Linked DNA regions of Mus musculus: region 2 is linked to region 1. A link is a loop called in an ENCODE intact Hi-C map of the cell type or tissue named here. Cell type or tissue: gastrocnemius. All regions are shown on one strand. Links, peaks and the distances in the headings refer to the core of each region. The heading gives the core; the rest is flanking DNA.

The links. Peaks named below come from ENCODE experiments on the same cell type or tissue, not always from the same donor. Only the 100,000 strongest peaks of a DNase experiment are listed, where the experiment ranks them.
Region 2: it touches region 1 in a loop (2.9-fold over the local background); 13 of 42 quality-filtered maps call a loop at or near these places.

The regions. Positions count from the first base shown.
Region 1 is chr2:120,602,846-120,610,330 of GRCm38, reverse strand. It overlaps Lrrc57 (leucine rich repeat containing 57), which reads left to right and starts at 973. Exons shown (of 6, transcript NM_001159612.1): 1 at 973-1,216; 2 at 1,308-1,413; 3 at 1,520-1,658; 4 at 2,264-2,532; 5 at 4,198-4,383; 6 at 5,073-6,093. The coding sequence starts at 1,330. The coding sequence ends at 5,114. Haus2 (HAUS augmin-like complex, subunit 2) reads right to left here and starts at 949. Exons shown (of 6, transcript NM_025475.3): 1 at 786-949. The coding sequence starts at 878. In gastrocnemius, for the core only: CTCF peaks have their summits at 1,043 and 3,796; no DNase peak of the experiment used is centred there; H3K4me3 peaks cover 1,050 bases; H3K27ac peaks cover 844 bases.
Region 2 is chr2:120,478,272-120,485,756 of GRCm38, reverse strand. Capn3 (calpain 3) reads right to left here. Exons shown (of 24, transcript NM_007601.3): 2 at 5,005-5,074; 3 at 3,529-3,647; 4 at 1,133-1,266; 5 at 408-576. Among named protein-coding and RNA genes, the nearest start is that of 4931402G19Rik, 13 kb to the right of the region's middle. In gastrocnemius, for the core only: no CTCF peak of the experiment used is centred there; no DNase peak of the experiment used is centred there; H3K4me3 peaks cover 1,215 bases; H3K27ac peaks cover 3,867 bases.

The sequences.
Region 1 (7,485 bases), core at 1,024-6,023:
GATAGTGAGTTACAGACCATCTAGGGCTACACAGCAAGACTCGGTCTCTAAATAAATAGTGCTAAAATAATAAGGGTGAACTGTGATGGCATTACGCTGTGAAAGATTTTGGCCTTTTCTTGGAGGCCCAGCATTGCTTCATACATCACCTGGTTGCTATGAGAACAAAGTTAAGCCCCCAGCCCACAGGAACAAGGTCCGGATGCCCTTTGGCTGACATGTAATCTTACTGTTAATGTTTGAATGACCCAATCCCATACCTTTGTTAAAATTCCTCGCATCCCTATCCCTTTTTCTTTTACAAAAACCCCTAGCTCTGGAGACTCGGGGTCGACTCCCCTGCCTCCTGTGTGAGGTACGTGTCGGCCCAGAGCTCTGCCAATAAAGCCTCGTGTGTATTGCAACAAGAAGGATTCTTGTGTGTTCGTGGGTGCACCCTATCCCTGGACTAGAGTAGGAGTCCCCATATCGGGGGTCCTACAGAAGAACTGTATTAAAGGGTCGCAGCCTTAGGAACACTTGTTCTAGAGGTAGTGTCACTGGAAGAAAAAAAAAGTGGAGCGCTGTTCCATCTCCCACAAACCGTCCTGGGATAACCCGCAGGCACTCAAAACAGAGTGCTCAGTCACTCAGTGCACCAGCCACTCAGTCCCTCACACTCGAAGAACCCACGGGAGTATGGTCACAGTCCTCAGCTGGCTCACTCACGCCCGCATAACCAGGACCACCACCTCACAGCAGAATTCTGTCGCCACCTTGATGACGCCATCGCCGCCCCCACGTACCTTAGTGACTATGCCCGAAGCTACCAAGTGGTTTAGCAGTAACCCAGCTGCAGTCTGCGAGGACGCTGGGTCCCACGGGTTGGCGGCCGCCATGGCTTCCGCACACCTCTGGAACTGGCGCGAGGAGTGAGGGGCAACACCGCGAACAGGCGCGCGGTTTGATGATGTCACAGGGCGTTCCTGCCCGGGCGGAAGCCCTGGGAGCGCGTCTCAGGCGAGCGCGGGTCCCCGGTGTTCCCTGGCGGAGTCTTCTTTGCACTGAGCGGTAGGAGGCGAGTCTCAAGCTCCCTGTTCCGGCAGCAGCTATCGGAGGCTCCCTGGCCCTTAGCTCTGCTGCCAAAGCATCAGGACCTTGTGGTAGCGCTGCCTGCTCGCCTGTTTTCTCCTTGCCACTCTTGGGCTGGCCCCAGGGAAGTAGGGATAGGCAGAAGGTGACAATTGGGACAGGAGACCCAAACGGGAGATTTAGCGACGACTGTATGTCTAGACTAGGCGGTGACAGCTATGCTTCTTTTCCTGCAGGGAACTGAGCCGTGGCGCTAGGATGGGTAACAGTGCTCTCCGTGCTCATGTGGAAACAGCGCAGAAAACTGGTGTCTTTCAGCTTAAAGACCGTGGTCTGACCGAGGTGAGACCTGAGGGGACCGGACCAAGAAACTAAAAGGGCTAGGGTTGGCGGGGTGGCGAAGACTATTGGTGCAGGATTTTTCCAAACTGTGAGCTCCTTTCTCCAGTTCCCCTCAGAGTTGCAGAAGCTGACAAGCAATCTTAGGACCATCGATTTATCCAACAACAAGATTGACAGCCTACCGCCTCTGATAATAGGAAAGTTCACTCTGCTAAAGAGCCTCTCCCTCAACAACAACAAACTGAGTATGGAATTTGTGTCTGGGCAGCTTTTGCTAGTAATCAGCAGTTATGAAGGGTGTTTTTCCTGTTAGATGATTTTTGTTATGAAATCATTTTAGGGGATGCAGAATGTTAGAGTATTGAAGCTTTAATCTCTTGTAATTAAATATAAAAGCCTCTTTGGGTGGTATAATGATTATTACTAGGTTAATTTGGACCTGGAAGACCTTTGGGAATCGATATAAACAGTTATCTAATTTCGGGGCAGGGTGGAATGGGAGGATCTTTTAAACTCCCTCAGATCGTTTTTAGAATACAGCTAAGCAAAAGGAACCCCTTACACACATACACAATTTTCTGCATTTTGATGGCTTCTTAACCTCCCAAACAGTTTGTGAAACCTAAACATGACCTGTGAGAATTCTATGTAAGAAGCCAGACCTGGTGACTTAGACCTACAGTAGCCCCAGCTACTCAGAGGTTGAGGCAGAAAGATCTTAATTTCAAGGCTATCCTAGACAACTTAATGAGATCCTGTCTCAAAAACAAGATGAAGCAGGCTACCATACTGTCTTTTTATAAATGTCATTAATTCTATCGGATTTGTTTTTTAATTTCTTCTTCACCAGCTGTTCTACCTGATGAATTATGCAATCTGAAAAAACTAGAGACACTAAGTCTCAACAACAATCACCTGAGAGAGCTACCATCTACCTTTGGGCAGTTGTCTGCCCTGAAGACGCTGAGCCTCTCTGGGAATCAGCTGGGAGCATTACCCCCCCAGCTTTGTTGCCTGAGACATCTAGATGTAGTAGATCTCTCTAAAAACCAGATTCGGAGTATACCTGACACAGTTGGGGAGCTGCAGGCCATCGAACTCAATCTCAACCAGAACCAGGTCCATACTTTGTGTTGTTTTGCCCCTCTCCCCAGTGTATGTTTGCATTTATGGTCTTCTGATTTCTTGTTCCTTAAACGATAATCATGGAGTTGGAAATTAGAAGCTAAAAGATATATAAGGTGAACTTACTCCAATGCCCAGAATCATGGAGTGGGTTGATAGTGGCTGTGTAATTGTGTTGAAAGTGTTTTGAGGAAGGAGTAACAGGGTGAGATAATTACACACACACACACACAAAATTAAACCTATCGAAGGTTTTACAGATATTTTCTTTTCACACCCATTATTTAGTGAGGAGCCGTGTCAGGGGTGATATAGTGTAGGAATGAGACCTGTACCCATAGGATCTGAGAGTCAGACGTTAGAAATTGTTGAGAAATCCATGTGATAGCTGTTCTGGAGCTACGTTATAATTGGACGACTTTACATGTGAAATGTTTTGAAGCTCCTTGGTTAACATTAGTATGGAGATGGTGCTCTGCTTCAGATATGAGGCACAGTGATGAAACATTTGAGATTCGGTAGCCTTGAGTTTTTAGCATTTATGTATATGTACATTATGCATGTATATTAGCTACTATGTTCATGTTATTACTGTGCTAAATTGTAGTTAGCATAATATTCAGCCTTTGAGGTTGGTTTTGTCTTTTTCCTGAGATTTCTAGGAAAGAACTGTCATTGGTATTCGTTGAATAATTCCACATTCCCTACTACTAGACCAGTTTCTCAGACCTTACTTGGATAACCTGGGGACCTTAAGGTCACCTAAGTGTTTGATTCAGTACGTGAGAAGTCTAAGAATCTGCAGAATCTGCATTTTCTGTAAGTTCCTAGGTGATGGTTTGAGATGCAGGTAGTCAACAGAATTTAGTGACCAGAATTTAGTTTTAGTGAAAACTGTAGATACACAGCTGTATTCGAGATTAGTACACAGGACTGTTGATACAGATTTTGAAGTCACAAGTGAAATGGTTTTAAGAATGATTGTTTTCTAGAAGGTTCTAAATGTTAAATAGGAAGCATTAGGAATTTATTTCTGCTTGAATATAATTATAAAGAAATAAAAAGGGTGGTGGTGATGCATGCCTTTCATCCCAACACTCAGGAGGCAGAGGCAGGGAGATCTCTTAAGTTAGAGGCAAACTTGGTTTACAGAGCAAGTTCAAGGCCAGTGCTTCAGAGAAATTCTGTCTCAAAAAAACAAAAAGAAAGCAAACAACAAAAAATGACACCCCCAAAAAATTTTCAGGAAAAATTCAGAAGTCATGCACTAGAGGGAGCCTCAAGAAATGGGTAGTCCAGGCAGATGCTGCAGTGTGGGAAGCATGACTTTGGCTTCAGCAGAGTGGTAGGTATCAAGATGTTCATGTGGTTGTTTCTGAGTGGCAGCTTGCTGGTAAGCTTTTCCCTTAAACTTACATTATTTCCTACAATAAATACACAGTGCTTTTATTATTGGTTTTTATTTCTGAAAAGCTACTGGTAACCTTCAAATAATTTGGAAGTGGAGGAGTAACAGAAGGTATGTTACAGGCTTCTGTGCGAGTAGGTAGTGAGAAAACGGAGGCGGTAAAAGAAAAACTAGGACACAGTCAAGAGCTGTTTCAGTGTAGTAACGTGGCCATTATGCTCTCTGTCCTCTTACTGTTTGGTTGTTGACAGATCTCTCAGCTCTCTGTGAAGATATCCTGCTGTCCTCGCCTCAAGGTCCTCCGGCTGGAAGAGAACTGCCTTGAGCTCAGCATGCTTCCACAGAGCATCCTCAGTGACTCCCAAATCTGCCTGCTTGCTGTGGAAGGCAATCTCTTTGAAATAAAGAAACTTCGAGAACTAGAGGGTTATGATAAGGTGTGTATTAACATCTTTTACATTTTTAGTGCCTGCTCCAGAGAAAAAACTAATGAGATTAAACTTAAGTGATGTCTACAGTTAGCATTTGACAAGTTTGTTTTGGAGGTAGCTCTAAGACTTGGCCAGACTGTATTGTGCCAAGTGACTTTCTCCACATATTGATTATCGCACTGCATCTTTTGATGTTTCCTAGCCAAAAAAAAGAGGCAAAAATTAATGAATTTAAGTAGATTTTGCCAGGTTTGGAGCAGGGTTTTAATCCTAGCACTTGGGAGGCAGAGGCAGGCAGATCTGAGTCCAAGGCCAGCCCAGGGCTACATAGTGAGATTCTGCCTTGAAAAGGAGTTAGTTTTGTATGAAATTAATCAAGTCAAATTAAAAAGAAAAAAAAAACATAAAAACGTAAGTCAAAAAGTATCCCTGGGGGAGGGGGGGCTGGAGAAATGGCTCAGGAGTTAAGAGCACTGACTGTTCTTTCAGAGGACCAGGATTCAATTCCTAGCCCCCACATGGCAGCTCCCAACTATCCATAACTCCTGTTGCAGGGGATCCAACACCCTCACACAGATATAGATGCAGTCAAAACACCAAACTACGTAAAATAAAAATAAATCATTGAAAAAAAAAGGATTCTTATATTTGTCTACACCAAATGCCATATGTATAATTTTCTTTCATGTTTTTAGTACATGGAGAGGTTCACAGCCACCAAGAAGAAATTTGCATGATATTCTCCAGGATCATGGGACAGACTTGGAACCTCTGTTGAAATCTGACTGAGTCAAAGGCTCCTGATGTTGGATACACTGCAGAGAACATTTTACTTAATGACTTTTTCCTTTTTAGGACTATGTCAGATAAGCTGAAGGAAAGGGATTTAGGAGTAGGAGACAGGAAGAACCCTTCATCTTGAGCCGTGTAGGTCATGGCCAGTGTTGATCTTCAAAACTATCATTAGTTGGGCTCTAAGGAACCTGCTGTTCATGAAGGGAGGAAATGCTGCTTGCCATAGCTGGAGACTTTGAGTTTGCGAACTGTCAGCTTTCATAAAGTCTTTCCCATCACCTCTGTGTTAATACTTCATATTTTTTATGAAATTCTAATTTGTGGGAAACGTATGACTAAGGATGAATGTGTTTGTTCCTGTACACTAACTCAATAGCAGTGTTTACACTTGGAACTTAGGATGTACCTAAATATGTAGCTGTCTTGAAGAGACCTTTGTCAAAGGAGCACCAACACAACAGCCACCGAGAATGTTCCCCAAGGCTGCAGTAGCAAATTTTTTTTTTTTTACTATTGCAGGTGCCTTATTGGTAGAAGGCTCTGAAAGAGCTAAAACTATATGCAAAAATTATACAAAATTTTTGTTTTTAGACAGGTTTTTGCTATGTAGCCCAGGCTGGCCTCAGACTCAAAATCTCCCAACCTCACACCTCTCCCCTCCCCCACATGCTGGGATTGTAGGCATGCGCTACACTCAGCCTACTTGTAGGATTTTAAATTAATTTTAATAATCAAGATTTTCCTGAAGCTTTGTTAAAAATCATGTGCTATTTCTGGTAACTCCTCCCCCTTTTGTATTTATAACTGTACTAATCAGATTACCTTCAAGAAAACCATTGCTACAATATTTTAAAATAACTTATGTTTATCATAGTTACTCTCTGAATGAGAGAATATTCTAAATAAAATATTTTTAATGAACTTTGTCTGGAAGTAATGTTAATCAATTAAAGAACTTTTAACCTAACCTCCATGGAGATCCCAACACCCTCTCTCTTTGCTCTCTGAAAGTAAACTGGGTACCATTAAAAAAAAAAAAAAAAGAAGCCTGTCTCAAAAAAGCCAAAAAGAAAGACAGGAAAGAGAAAATTGGGATATATTTCACACTCTTGTTTGGTTTTATGGCAATGAACACCTTTGCAGCCATGCAGACATTTCTGAGGAACTGGGAATTGTGCTTAAGAGAATGTGAAGGTACAGAGACAGGATTTCAGATTGTTACTGGTAAGAACGTCGTGAAGCTATCATAGAGATTGTTTTCTGAAGTCTTCTGTCTGAACAGTGCCTTTCACTAACAAATCTGAAACTATAAATAACTTACATGTGTCTGTAAGAATCAGCAAGTAGCACCTTTTTCTTTAGTCTCAGTTGTATGTCCAACCATACCAAATTATACTGCTCCAGAATGCCTTCCTGTTAGTAAGTCAAGACATGCCATCTCACTTACATGGTGCTGACCCGTATCTAAGCTCCTTCCCTTAATCTAATCCGAATTAGCTGCTCCCCCATTTGCTGATAGAATACTTTCCACATCCTATATTTATCTCTCTTGCTAATCTGAAGTGCTTGAGGTTAAAAAACCATATAAAGGGACTGGAGAGAGAACTCAGAGATAAAAAGTACTCGTCCTTACAGAGGACCAGATTCAGTTCCTCCACCTCCATGGAGGTCCCAACACCCTCTTCTGGCCTCTGGGCAGTAGGCATACATGTGCTACACATACATACATGCAACCTTAACACTCATAAACAAAATCTTTTTAAAAAACAAAACAAACCTACCCAATATGCCTTAAATTTTAGTTTGGTTTGGAGTCAGCTAGTACATGGAGTTAGATCACAGGCATTGTACTTGGAGGAATCAACATATAGATCCTTTGCTACTTAATAGCTTCCTGGGCAACTTACTCTCATCTGTAAATATAGGGAATACCTCTCACTTCTCAAGTATGTATTATAGAGAGAAGATACATAAAAGTGACACAGCAGGAACTCAGTGAAACAAACAAACCATTTATCTTATCTATAGAGGAAAAAAAAAAGATCAATCAATGACTTCAGGATAAGGAACCTGAATATCAATATGAGAAATAAATTAGGAACCTAATTAGGATAACTTGGAATTTTAATTAAGAGCATCCAGGAAAATGGCATTCAAATAGCTTTTGCTTTTTATTTTCATTACATTTTTTATGTATATGTGTACACAAGCTTGCATCCACTACAGCACATGTGGAAGTCAGAAGAATACTTTTAGGAGTTGGCTTGCTTCTTCTACCATTTAGGTCCCGGAGGAGTTCAAACTTGGGTTGCC
Region 2 (7,485 bases), core at 1,209-6,208, 120 kb after region 1:
GAAAGCACCCCACCTTCAGGGACACATTCCCACCGAAAAACTGTCAATTTTAAAGTTAACCATCATCCATGTTCTTTGTTTTTAGAAGCAGGACCTCACTAATCAAATCAGGTTGGATTCAACTTTTCAATTGCTGGAACTACTGGTAGTTTCTTTTAAAAATTTTTGTTTATTTAGTGTGGGGAGGAAGTGCATGCAGAAGTCAGACAACAGGTTTCGGGAGTCCATTGTCTTTCTACCATGTGGATTCCAGATCAAACTTAGGTCCTCAGGTTTAGTAACAAGTGTCATTACCAGCGAGCCATCTCACCAATGTGGCTCTTGCTTTTACAGCATCCACCCCATCTCAGGAGGAAGCTGTGTGTTGTTGTTAGCTGAGTGAAGGGCCTCCCTGGAATCACACTTACGTCAATGGAGCAGCCCATGAGGGAGCCTCTCTCGATAGCTTTCCTCATAATCTTGTACATGTCACTCGGAGCATCCTTGATCTCAAAAAACTCTGTCACCCCTCCTGTGAAGTCCTCCATGGCTTCTGTGGTATTCCCACCTTTCAGAGCTTCATAGGAGCCATGGAGCCTTGGAGAGAGGACAAAAGGCAGTCTGGAGTCTAGGAGTTCCAGGAAGTATGACAAGCTGAGTTAACTCTAGGCCAGAGAGGGCCAGAAGCATTGTCATGACGGTCCCCATTTCCCACAGCCCTCTTCCACTATCTGCTAAATCTAGTGGCGGAGGTGGAGGGCTAAGGTAAGAGACAACCTGGTCTTATGAATGTGCTACAAGTATATGGTTTTAAGCAAGTAAGATCCTAGGAGCTGAACTCCAGAGAAGCAATGAGCTGATGAAGAAGACTTGAAACACCATGATGAAGGCAGGATCAAAGAGCTGACTGTAGGAAGCTGAAGACTTACTGCACACATCTTTATATCTTTTTGCTTTTATGTTTTTCAGATAGGGCTCCTACTGCCCAGTCCTGATCTCAAGCTGACTCGGGCTCTTTACTGGACTCCCACAATCCACATGAGCATGCATTCACATGCCTAGCCCCATGTGAAGGAGACTTTGGCTGAATCTTGAAATCCATATCCCCCACCCCTGTAGTCCTAAATGTTTCCCATCCTAAATGTTGCCTTACTTGGCATAAGCCTTCTCAAGGAGAGCACTCCAGAACTCATTGCGGTGGTTGGATTTGGTGAAAACCAGCTGATTGTTGTATGTTGGCAGACAGTCGTCAATGACCACATCTACCCAGTCTCCATAGCGCCAGAACTGCAAGAAGAAAGAAGCCCAGTCACCCCTGTGCACTCCCTTACCTGATCCCACATCCTATAGGACTCTGAGCCAAAACCCTACCATTTCCTGGGCTTTGCATCCTGAAGCTTGTTCATTCTAGTCTGGCTTTTGAGTGTGTAAATCTATCTCTAACTAGGCCATGAACTTCTGCAAAACAGGAAACTGCATATCCCTTAGTGTCTGTCAAAAGCCCAGCCCAGTTCTAGACATAGTAGGTCCTCTGAATATCTTAGGGTTTGAGACTTTTCTCCCTTGCCCATAGGTCTGGGACAGACCTAGTTTAAATACATTCGTGTATCCCAAGTGATTCCAGTGCCCGCCCAGGATTGAGAACTCATGATTAAGGAAAGCTGTAGGGCTAACTAAAGTATTTCTCTTTATCCCATTTTCTTCTTTCCTCCCCTCCCCTCCTCCCTTCCTTTCTATTGTGTTTGAGGCACACAGGTCAGCAGGCAGTATGCCTTCCTCCCTCCCTTCCCATGGCACATCGTCAAGGATGAGAAGTCAGGGGTCACAGATAAACAACTTGTTTTTACTAGGTACCCAGGCTAGCCTCGAACTTATCTTGATCTTCCTGTCTCTGCCTCCTGAGTGCTGGCATTATAGGTCTGTGCCACCACACCCAACTGATTTATTTATTGATTGATGGCTAAAATGGAAAAGGGGAGTGCACTGGATATGCTGAGGTACCATAGGAGTGGGATGTCAGCTGATCAGTTTGAGTCATTCTCGACACTAGGAAGTTTCAGGGCCAGAGGCACGCTGCTCAGAACCACAGAAAGTTCCAGAGCCCCACATGCAGGTCTCAGATCTGTTCTGATCCAACCCAGAATTTGTCTCTGCATCAAGATGATCAGTGCCCAGAAAAATTCTAATGGATAAATTAATTCTAGAACCAATACTTTCAGGGCTGGGTCAAACCAGCCACTAAATGCCCAGAAGACCAGAATTTTCTGGTAAGACCTAGAAAGGTAAGTGATAGCAGTAGGAAGGTAAATAGACTCCTCTGTCAAGGGTACAGGGTCATGAGCCAGGGATCACAGAAAAAAAAAATCCAACACTTTCAGGCTGAGCATCTTAAGAACCTGTTTGAGGGGGGGGGGCTTCAGGCAATAACATAGCAGCCAGCCAGCTGGAGGACAAGAATAGGCACTCAAGCCAGCAGCCTGGATGACTTTCTCTCCCCCTTTCTGGGGCACAGTGGAAAGTATGTAAGTTGGAGGGCACAGATAAACACCTGCTTCTTTGCAAGCTTGTAGCTGTAAGTGGGTCATTGCCCACAGGTAGGTGTGTAGAACCTTTCCTGAGCCAGCTGGGAAGTCAAGGCCGGGAGACCCAGGGTGGCCAGACTGTGGCTGGGTGGTGCTATACTTGTCTGAAAATATCTCTTGACTCAGAAGAGACTGAACGTTTCCGGGACCTTGCAGCCAAGTTAATAATATGCCTTGAGATCATTTAGGGCTATGTACTTAGCCTGCTGGCCTCTCTGCACTCAGCCTGGGGAAGTTTAATGGGCCTTTCAGAGAACAGAGCAGCCAACCTCATTATGCTTTCGATTTCCCAAGTAATCAGCCTTTATAACCTAAGCTAAACACACAGCTTTAATCTCAAGTTATGTACTTTACTATTACCATGACCTAAGATTATGCACGCTGTGGTAATAATTTCCTGAAAACAGCCAAGAGGTTGGAAGCAACGGTACGCAACAACTACCCCATTTTGGAAGCCACACGTGGATGTAAGTTGATAATATGTCTGTGGGTTTGTGCTTTTGATTCTCTGGGTGATTTGAGGTCAATAAAGTGATTTCTTTCCTTGTAAAAATCTGTTCAAGATTTCTGCAAAGAATTTCTGTACTGTTCAATGAATACAAACCAAAGCCCTCTGTTAGGCACAGATTCAGACAGACAGACAGACAGACAGACACACACACACACATACAACTAGGCAACAGACATATGACACAGGCACAGATGAGAAAAAACACAGACATGACAGCAAACACATACATTCATTAGATACACAGGCAACAAGGACAGATGGGTCACACACACACACACACACACACACACACACACACACACACACACACACACAGAGAGAGACACAGACACCAGACAGACTACAGACAAGAGAAGGTCACCTCCTTACTACAGCACGGAACATTTTGGTGCCTTCTCTGAGGTTATCTTTAACTGAGGTATGGCTGCTGTCTCAACCACACCCCCATTTCCTCACCTGGAAGTGGAAGATCCCTGCGTAGTTTTCAGTGAAACTTTGATCATGGGGTATAACTCGGAAAAGCAGCCGCTCATTCAGGGTCAGGCAGGCGATGGCTGCAAGAAACCAGCAGTCCCCTGCAAGCAAAAACAGACCCAGGTAGTCAGATGGGGGCTTCCCCTCTCAGAAGAGCCCTGCCAGCCCCAGTAAGAAGCTCCCCATAGCTAATGACTCGGGATGCCCACTGCCCTGCTTCCTGCCTGCCCTCAAGTAGGTGTGAGCTCAAGCAAGGAGACTGTCAGGGACAGGAGCTCCTCAACGGCACGAGCAGCACGAGGACCGGGTAACTCATTCTCTCAAGACAGGCTTTCCTAAGTTAGGCAATGGATTCCTCCTTTAATAAAACACTTCCTGGTCATTCTCTCTCTCCATGTGCAGGGCAACCGCAACATGTTGGAACAATAAATTCCTCTTGCTTTTTACATTGTAAATAAATAAATAAATAAGTCACTTCCTTCTATGGTCTCAGTAGAGACAACAGTGGTAATTATGGCTGTCCTCTGTCTTTGTAGGGTGAGCCCATTTCCCCTTCTGGCATCACGGAAAACAGTATTAGAGAACCATCAGCTAAGCAGACGTGTGTCAGAAGGCAGGGGTGTTGGGCAGCTAGCTGCCACAGAACCATTCTACACAGGTCACTAAGGCTGCCAAAGGGACATGCCTGGTACCCTGACAATTCCATAGCTCTACTGGGGGCACAGGCTAGCTGCCACACTGCTGGTGGGAAGAGAGGCTTGTAACCACCCAAACCCCCTATCTCCCTGCCTTGACTCAGCTCAGAAGCAGTGTATTGGTTTGAGGGCTCAGGGATTAATTTGTCCACACCCTCCAGGCAGTGTCCCTCAGATGCCAGAAGCCACTGTACCTGAGGTGTTCTCAGCCTCCCTTTCTGGAACAAAGTGATAGGTATTTTTCAGTTGTTCCTGCTTTTTTTGGGTCAAGTTTTAAATAGTCCTTTAATGTTCTCTCCAGTTTCTCTTCACAGAGCTCTCCTACAGTCTGCCTAGGGAGGATGCTTCCAGAACAAAAGGTGGAGGAGAGGAAGGGACTCAGAACAGTCCAGACGACAAGGTGACAGAACCTTGTCCTCTCCTCTACATGGCAGACGCCGCCTCTGCCAAAAGACTTCCTTTAGTGTGGAGATGCCTGATCTGAGGACCTGAGACTGACCTCCAGATGCCACACGGAAGAAGGAAAAACCTGGCCCCCACAAGGTGTCCTTTGACCTTCACAGGTATAGGCCATGGTATGTGCACACAGACAGACAGACAGACAGACACACTCACTCACTAAATAAATAAATAAAAATTATTTTAAAATATTAGGAGATGCACTAAAAGAGAAACCAGAATTTATCCCTTCCCATCCTGAATAGAGATCTCTCAGGTTAACTAACCCTGGGTCACCTGGTAGGACATAGAGGATTTTTCCTACCTAGATCTCCTTGGCAGATGTCAGTCCTGTTGGCTCCACCAATGATAAACCGGGGATTCTCACAAATTTCCTGTGAAATCAAAACAGAAACAACCATTGTAACACCATTGTAGGAGTCCTGGCTGAGCTGATGGCCTACTGCACTGGGGGCCAAAGATTTACACTCACTGTCCCCCTCCCCGGCCTCCACAGCCATCCAAGAGGAGAGCCAGCGCTCTTCTTTTGAAACCAGAAAGCTGAAGCTCAGAAGTTGGTGTATTGGTGCACAGCTGTAATCCCAGCACTGGAGGAGCTGAGGCAGGAGCATGGCTAGTTCAAGGTCAGCCCGGGCTTCATTGGGAGACTCTGTCTCAAAATGAACAATAAACATCTGAGGGTCAGAGGAGGTAAGAGCCTCAAAGCTGTCCCCTCTTCTTTCCATACCACGTACTGGGTAGAATGTTCTTTGAGAGGGGGGACGGGCAAGAGGCTGCAGAACTTATGGCTTTGTTTTCTGTAAACTGGGGCACAGGATGGAAGAGGAGGAGGAGGAGGAGCAGGAGGAGGAGGAGGAGGAGGAGCAGGAGGAGGAGGAGGAGGAGGAGGAGGAGGAGGAGGAGGAGGAGGAGAACAATCTTCCCTTTTTAGAAATCCGGACACAGGCCTTGGCAGTTGCGGAAGCAGACTGTAAACCCCACGAGAGCCTCACCTCTTCCCCCCTCCCCAGTTGGAAGGGGCAAACACACCCACAGCAGCAATGGTGGCAGCTGCAGTTTCCAAGCCCATGGGCTAAGTCACGCCCATCAGCAGCCAACAGACAGCACTCTTGATTTCATTCAGTGTCTGCTTCGTTTTAAATTTTTTTGTTTTTGTTTTGTTTGTTTGTTTTTCGAGACAGGGTTTCTCTGTGTAGCCCTGGCTGTCCTGGAACTCACTCTGTAGACCAGGCTGGCCTTGAACTCAGAAATCCGCCTGCCTCTGCCTCCCGAGTGCTGGGATTAAAGGAGGCGTGCACCACCACACCCGGCAATTTTTTAAAAAACTTTTAAACTCATTAAAGATTCAGTGTTTTGATTTTTAATGTTGTTCTTCACAGCTTCAAGAAACCTTGTTATTCCTGTGAAGTGTTCTGTGCTAGCTAGTTTTATGTCAGCTTGACACAGTAAAGTTATCTGAAAGGAGGGAGCCTCAACTGAGAAAAATGCCTCCATAAGATGTGATTGTAGGGCATTTTCTAAATTAGTGATTGAGGGGGGAGGGCCCAGACCATCGTGGGTGGGGCCATCGCTGGGCTGATGATACTGGGTTCTATAAGAAAGCTGGCTGAGCAAGCCATGAAGAGCAAGCCAGTAAGCAGCACCCCTCCATGGCCTCTGCATCATCTCCTGCCTCCAGGTTCCTGCTCTGTTTGAGTTTCTGCCCTGAGTTCCCTCAGTGATGGGCCGTTCCTTACCTGGAAGTGTGACCTGAAATAAACACTTTGCTGCCCAAGTTGTCTTGGTCATGGTGTTTCATCACAGCAATAGAAACCCTAATTAGACATGTCCTCTGTCTTTCTGTCTCACTGTCTTTCTCCTTCCTCACAACTACACAATTCTCCCAAGTGAGCTGAGCTCTGCCCTCACACTCAAGGTTGTCTCCATCCTACTACATAGAAAGGCACATCCATATCATACCATAGCTCTCCTGGCAATGAATAGGCATAAGTCAGTATTGGTATAAAGGGCTACACAGAGACACACAGAGTACACAGACCTCTCATGCAGAATTATAAGACTTTCTGCACCCAAAGCAGTGCAACATATCAAAGTAGTCAATGTGAGCAGTGAGGAGGCATTTTACAGTCTGTGCCTGACCTCTGCGATCAGCCTCCTCAAAGCACATAAGCCCAGGGCTGGAGAGATGGCTCAGCCTTTGTTGAGCACCTGCCTTCCAATGGTCTGTAGCTCAGTTGGTCTGTAATGGTCAGTTATAAGGGCTCCAGTGCCATCCAGTGGCCACCATGAGCACTGCATGTGGTATACACATACTTAAATACTCAGCTACTTTAAAATAAATAAAAAATTATATATAAAAAAACCCAAACAAATCCATAAGTTCAGCCTACTCGGAAGAAAATTCGAGAGAGATGCCATGAGAGGTGTTTTACAAAATACCTGATTAGTGCTCTGTGAAAGTGCACAGCTCATTGGAAACCAGGAAAACTTGAGAGGGGAGGCTAAGGACACAAGACACATAAGTGAATACAAGGGAGGAGTCTTGGAACATAAAAAGACAGAGGAAGAACCCTAAGGAAATAACGTGTGGACTTTGTTTTCAATAACAAATCAATCTTACTGATCGCCGAGGTACAGGTCATGATATAACAAGGAAAACTGGACTAAAGGTAGCGGTCTCCTTACTTGTGGGGTATATCCCAAGACCCCCAGGAATCTGAAACTGTGGTTATGACCAATGCCCATATAGATCATTAGACTCCTTCCTATACACACACCAATAGTT